2 separate regions of the Homo sapiens genome follow, and region 2 is linked to region 1. The links are chromatin loops, found by intact Hi-C in ENCODE. Cell type or tissue: body of pancreas. All regions are shown on one strand. Each heading gives the region's core, and the rest is flanking DNA. Links, peaks and the distances in the headings are about the cores only.

Region 1 (2,904 bases), core at 218-2,717:
GATAATTAATATCTGGTTTTTTTGGCCGGTTGCGGTGGCTGAAGCCTGTAATCCCAGCACTTTGGGAGGCCAAGGCGGGCGTATCACGAGGTCAGGAGATCGAGACCATCCTGGCTAACACAGTGAAACCCCGTCTCTACTAGAAAATACAAAAAAAATTAGCCGGGCGTGGTGGTGGGTGCCTGTAGTCCCAGCTACTCGGGAGGCTGAGGCAGGAGAATGGCGTGAACCTAGGAGGCAGAGCTTGCAGTGAGCCGAGATCGCGTGACTGCACTCCAGCCTGGACGACAGAGCGAGACTCCGTCTCAAAAAAAAAAAAAATCTGTTTTTTTGTTGTTTGTTGTTTGTTTGTTTTTTGAGACGGAGTCTTGTTCTGTTGCCAGGCTGGAGTGCAGTGGCGTGATCTCAGCTCACTGCAACCTCCGATTCCCTGGTTCAAGCGATTCAGGCATGCACCACCAGGCCCAGCTAGTTTTTGTGTTTTTAGTACAGACAGGATTTCTCCATATTGGTGTAGAGGCCACTCACATTCCCGGATCCTGCTCCTTCCCTTGACTTTTTCTGTCCTCAAAGCCCTCAGCTGGCTCTGCCCTCAGGCTGCCCTGGCCTCACACCTTTCTCTGACACTGTGCTTCTGTCCCCTCTTCCACCTTTAGGAGCCGTGTGACGACATCCCCAGATAATGCAGGGTAACGTCTCTATCTCAAGTCAGTGGACTAGCAACCCTAATTCCATCTGCAATTTTAATTCTCCTCTTGCCATGTAAACTAACATAGTCACACGGCCCAGGGATTAGGAAGCAGACAGCTTTGGGGCTACCATTCCGCCTTGTCTCAGGAAGCTGGAGCTCTGCCTCAGTGTCCTCTAACCCATTGAATCCGGCCCAGCTGGACTGCCTGGGATCATCTCCTTTACTTAAAGTCAACTGATATGAAATTTAATCACATCCAGTAAATACCTTCTAGCAACACGAGGTGTGTGTTTGATAGAACAGCTGGGACAGCCTCACTAGGTTGACACAATAAAAAGACCACCACAACCCACCCCCTGTTAACTTGGCACCCATACATATCCCCTTAAATCATACTTGTCTTGGTCTGTCTTTTTAAATTTATGATTTATTTATTTATCTAGAGACAGGGTCTCACTTTGTTGTCCAGGTTGGCCTTGAACTCCTGGCCTCCAGGGATCCTCCCACCTGGCCTCCCAAAGTGCTGGGATTACAGGTGCAAGTCATGTGCCTGGCCAACCAGGAGGAACTTTAATTCCTTCTTAACTGATCCCTCCATTCCACAATAGCATGATCTCAGCTGCTATATTTGTACAACCTGATCTCTTATTTCTTGCCACACCTTGTTCAAGCTGGAGTGGGCACCTGACCCAAGTTGACTCGCTGTGGGAACCTTGGTTGGGAGCTTAGAGTTGGAACTTTCTCACTCACATCACAGCCTCCTAACTTCAGGACTTTTATTTCTTCTGCAGTGAAAACATGTGGACTCCAACCAAGAACCCAACCACACGTCTCCCTGGTGCCCGCCTGGATCTCTCACCTCCTGCCCTGGGGCTTCCCTGTCACCAGGAGGCATCAGAGTCCTCTGAGATCACACATGAACCATGCAGCTGTGCACAGAGTTAACATTCCCTGCACCTTTGACTAATGAGAGGCACTCACAGGCAGATTCCTCTCTTTCCTTCCTGATGCAGTCCACATGGCTTCTAGGGACATCCCGAGAGGTGGGGCAGGCACACTTAGCAATGCCATCTTACTGAGATGGCCCCATATCCATCAGCACTCCCCCTCCTTCTCCCACTCCTCCCCCTCCTCTTCCCCTCCTCTTCCATCTCTCTCCTCCTCCTGCTAGGGCACTCTCTGACTCCCACTACGGGCACTGCACCCCATCTCAGAGTAGAGGCACCTACGGCTTTGTCTCAGGTTGTATTTCTGGGGAACCCAGGCCAAGGCTGGAGCCAAGAACTGGTCACGTGCATTTGGGATCTGTGAGCATCCACCTTCCAACCACTACAGGAAAAGCACAGCAAGGAAAGGTGAGAAAGCAGAAGTAACAGGTAGAAAAACAAATACCAGCAGAACAGGGAGACAGCTCTCCCCGAGCAGGAAACACAGCATGCATTTTTGGATTAAAATTCCTCCATTCCCTCACCAGACACCAACTCTGTGGTGCCATGATCTTGGGCGCTCAGCTTCCAGAACTGTAATAAATTTCTCCTGTTTAGAGCCACCCAGTCTATGCTGCTTTGTTATAGCAGCCTTAACAGACTAAGACAGTTACCTTATGTGAAGAAAAAGAGTCTTAGCAGATCTAAGTTCTTGAGATGGGATCATCTTAGATTATCTGAAGGGGCCCTAAATCCAATAAGCAGTGTGCTTACAAGAGACACGCAGAGAACAGACCCAGAAAGAGGCAGTGTGAACACAGAGGCAGGGATGGGAGTGAAGCAGCCACACAGCCACAGTCATAGAATGCTGGCAGCCCCCAGAAACTGGGGAGGCAAAGAATGGCGCGGCCATGGCCCTATTGCTCCCTTGAATTTTGGCCTTCTGTCCTCCAGAACTTCAAGAGAATGAATATCTGTTGTTTTAAGCCACCAGGTTTATGGTAATGTGTTACAGCAGCCACAGGCAACAGTATAAGGACTTCCTTATAATAAATTACTTTTTTTTTTTTTGAGACGGAGTCTCGCGCGCTCACCAGGCTGGAGTGCAGTGGCGCGATGTCAGCTCACTGCAACCTCTGCCTCCCAGGCTCAAGTGATTCTACTGCCTCAGCCTCTTGAGTAGCTGGGATTACAGGCGCACACCACCACACCCGGCTAATTTTCTATATTAGTAGAGACGGGGTTTCACCATGTTGGCCAGGCTGGTCTCGAACTCATGACCTCAGG
Region 2 (2,904 bases), core at 276-2,775, 50 kb before region 1:
GACAGTGCTCCCCTGCTCAGGAGGAGTCTGGGGGCTGGGCTGGTGGGACACCCAGCAAAGGGTCCCCCAAGGCCACCCTGCAGAGGTGGAGAAGAGAGCAAAGGGAACAGCCGAACTGCCGCCCATCTTTCCCATGAGAAACACAGATGGAAAGCTTCCTAATTTGAACAGAATAATAAAGAATATGGTGAACCAACAAAAGGCTACTTTAATTATGTGACACAAGGTATCAAAGTCCTAGGAATCACATGCTTGACAAGTAGAATCTTGGATAACTTCTGTCACAAAGCTGGCGGGGCATGGTGGCTTATGCCTGTAATCCTAGCACTTTGCGGGGGACAAGGCAAGAAGATTGCTTGAGCCCAGGAGTTCAAGGTCAGCCAGGGCAACAAAGTGAGATCTCATATCTACAAAAATTCAAAAACTTAGCTGGGCATTGGTGCAAGTGCCTGTGGTCCCAGTTACTCAGGAGCCTGAGGCAGAAAGATCACTTGAGCCAAGGAGGTCAAGGCTATAGTGAGCTGTGTCCGCACCATTGCACTGGAGCCTGGGTGAAAGAGCAAAGCCCTGTCTCAAAAATAAAAAAAAAATAAAAAGGGCAGTGGCTCAAGCTTGTATTCACAGAGCTTTGGGAGGCTGAGGCAGGAGGGTCCCTTGAGCCCAGGAGTTTGAGAACAGCCTGTACAACATGGCAAGATTCTCTCTCTACAAAAAATTTAAAAATTAGCGAGGCATGGTGGCGTGCACCTGTAGTCCCAGCTACTTAGGAGGCTGAGGTGGGAGGATCACTTGAGCCCAGGAGGTTGAGGCTATATTGGGCTGTGATTGTGCCACTGCACTCCAGCCTGGGCAAGAGCAACACCCTGCCTTGAGAATAAAACGAAAAGCAGCTTAAAAAAAAAAAAAAAAAAAAAAAAAGCTGAGAATCCTTGACCCGGACCTCCTGGCCAGCACCTTCTCCCAGGGTCAGTGTGTGACACACTCATGGGGTGTGTTGAGAGCCTGTTGTGCAGGCTGTGTGCAAGGGCAGGACGCTGTTCACACATGACAGCATGCAAATAAGACACAGCTGTCAAAAGGATTCTAGATAAAGCACAGCCTATTGACAAGAGTAAGGCTGTCCCTCGGCAGTGCCACGGGCTAGCGTCCCCACACACGTACTTTGAGAAGCATGTGTTTCTCACTGGGCGTCAAATACATCCTGTTCTCGTAGTAATCCACACACAGATTCACAATATCTGCCAGGAGCTCTTCGTAGCCAGAAATCACTTCGAGCTGCTGCTGCAGAGACTGAAACACAGAGCAAGAGACTCATGCATGGGCCCGGCGCCCGGCCGGCTGCTTGGCCCATCAACCTGAGTGTGCAAACACCAGCCTTACCTGTGTGATCTTGTTATGATTGGCCAGGAACATGGACAGATTCTGCGATTCCTGGATGGACTGTGGATCTGCCATTTTACGTAAAAACTGAGCGGCCCTTTGAAAACAAAAAGAATTCATCCCAAAATGCACCAACGTGCCACATTTAAAAAAAAAAAAAAAAAAAAAAAAGCCTGGTTCGAGTGGGATCCCTTTCCCCTACAGTCATCTGCAGAAATGTGGGTCAATCTCAGAAGCCACCTATGATTTCAGCCTTTTCAGGCGTCTCTGGCCCTGCACTCCAGGTCAGTCTTCTGCCAACTTAGACGTGTCTTGCACAGGCTGGGACAGCTCTCCACCCGGCTGGTCACAGCTGACGGCTCCCTGCAGGGTCCCTGCACACTGGTCTCTGCCCTATACTGGTGGACGCCCACCTCATCTAGGGGGCACAGGGCTCCTGGACCCCGAGTCTGAGAAGGGCCACTGCCATCTCCGTGACTCCCACAAGCCCTGCCATGAAGCCGGCCAGCACTGCTGAGGTTCTCTGCTGGGAACCCTCTGGACCACACCTCCCCAGGCCACCTCAGGGACCACTGGTGTCCAAGGTCCTGAGACAGAGCCCTGGCCTGCCACCAATTTGTAGCTACACCCGTACGTGAGGCCCAACAATACAATACTGCAAGGCCATGCTAAGCCTGCGAGGTCTGGCAGGGCAGGGTGAAGGTGGGGGTGTGAGGATTCTGATCATCTAGGACTGTCCCGCAAGAAAGTTCAGTGGAAACGGCCCACATAAGGATAGGTCTGTGCAACCCAGAACCTTGGGGGTTTAGTTTTAAGAGTTACCAAGGCAAAGGCTGATAACCTACACCAACATTCACTTCCTCCCCTTCCTCCTTAGGAACGAGCCCTGCATTTCTGTGGAACACACATTCCAGGGAGCCCCACACATTCCGTGTGCCTCGCCCACCCTGCAGCTAGCTGTGGCCAAGTGACCAAGGACTAGGCCATGAGATATAATGCAAGATACTGACAAGCACTCAAAGTTTACTCATGAGGAAGCATGGAGCCCATCTTTCCCCACTTTCTGCCTGCTGACTGGAATGGAGAAATGACAGCTGGAGCTTAAGCAACCATTTAGGACCAGGAGGCAACACCTGAAGCGGAGCCGCAGGACCACAGGAGCCCTGGGTCCCGTAGAGCCTCGATCAGCTGCAGACCACCCAATTCAGGACTTTTCAGGAGACAGAGAAATAAACTGCAATCTTTTTAAAGCCACTGTTATTTATCTGGGCTTTAAATAATTGCATACAGTTAAACGTAATATTAACTGATACAGTAACATTCCTTGCCTTTTTAAACATGTTTCCAGGGCGGGGCATGGTGGCTCATGCCAGTAATCCCAGCATTTTGGGAGAAGGAGGCAGGCAAATCACTTGAGTCAGGCGTTCAACACCAGCCTGGCCAACATGGTGAAACCCCATCTCTACTAAAAATATAAAAATTAGCCCGGTGTGGTGGCTCACACCTGTAATCCCAACTACTCGG

What was found. Hi-C counts contacts between places; a loop is a spot of excess contacts. Peaks named below come from ENCODE experiments on the same cell type or tissue, not always from the same donor. Only the 100,000 strongest peaks of a DNase experiment are listed, where the experiment ranks them.
Region 2: it touches region 1 in a loop (2.0-fold over the local background); 20 of 110 quality-filtered maps call a loop at or near these places.

Annotation. Positions count from the first base shown.
Region 1 is chr15:22,988,429-22,991,332 of GRCh38, forward strand. It overlaps a transcript of TUBGCP5 not described here. Among named protein-coding and RNA genes, the nearest start is that of CYFIP1, 9.5 kb to the left of the region's middle. In body of pancreas, for the core only: a CTCF peak has its summit at 1,582 (motif pointing right); a DNase peak (open chromatin) is centred at 1,373; H3K27ac peaks cover 606 bases.
Region 2 is chr15:22,938,031-22,940,934 of GRCh38, forward strand. CYFIP1 (cytoplasmic FMR1 interacting protein 1) reads right to left here. Exons shown (of 31, transcript NM_014608.6): 7 at 1,381-1,477; 8 at 1,162-1,290. Among named protein-coding and RNA genes, the nearest start is that of CYFIP1, 41 kb to the right of the region's middle. In body of pancreas, for the core only: no CTCF peak of the experiment used is centred there; DNase peaks (open chromatin) are centred at 1,311 and 1,981; H3K27ac peaks cover 2,500 bases.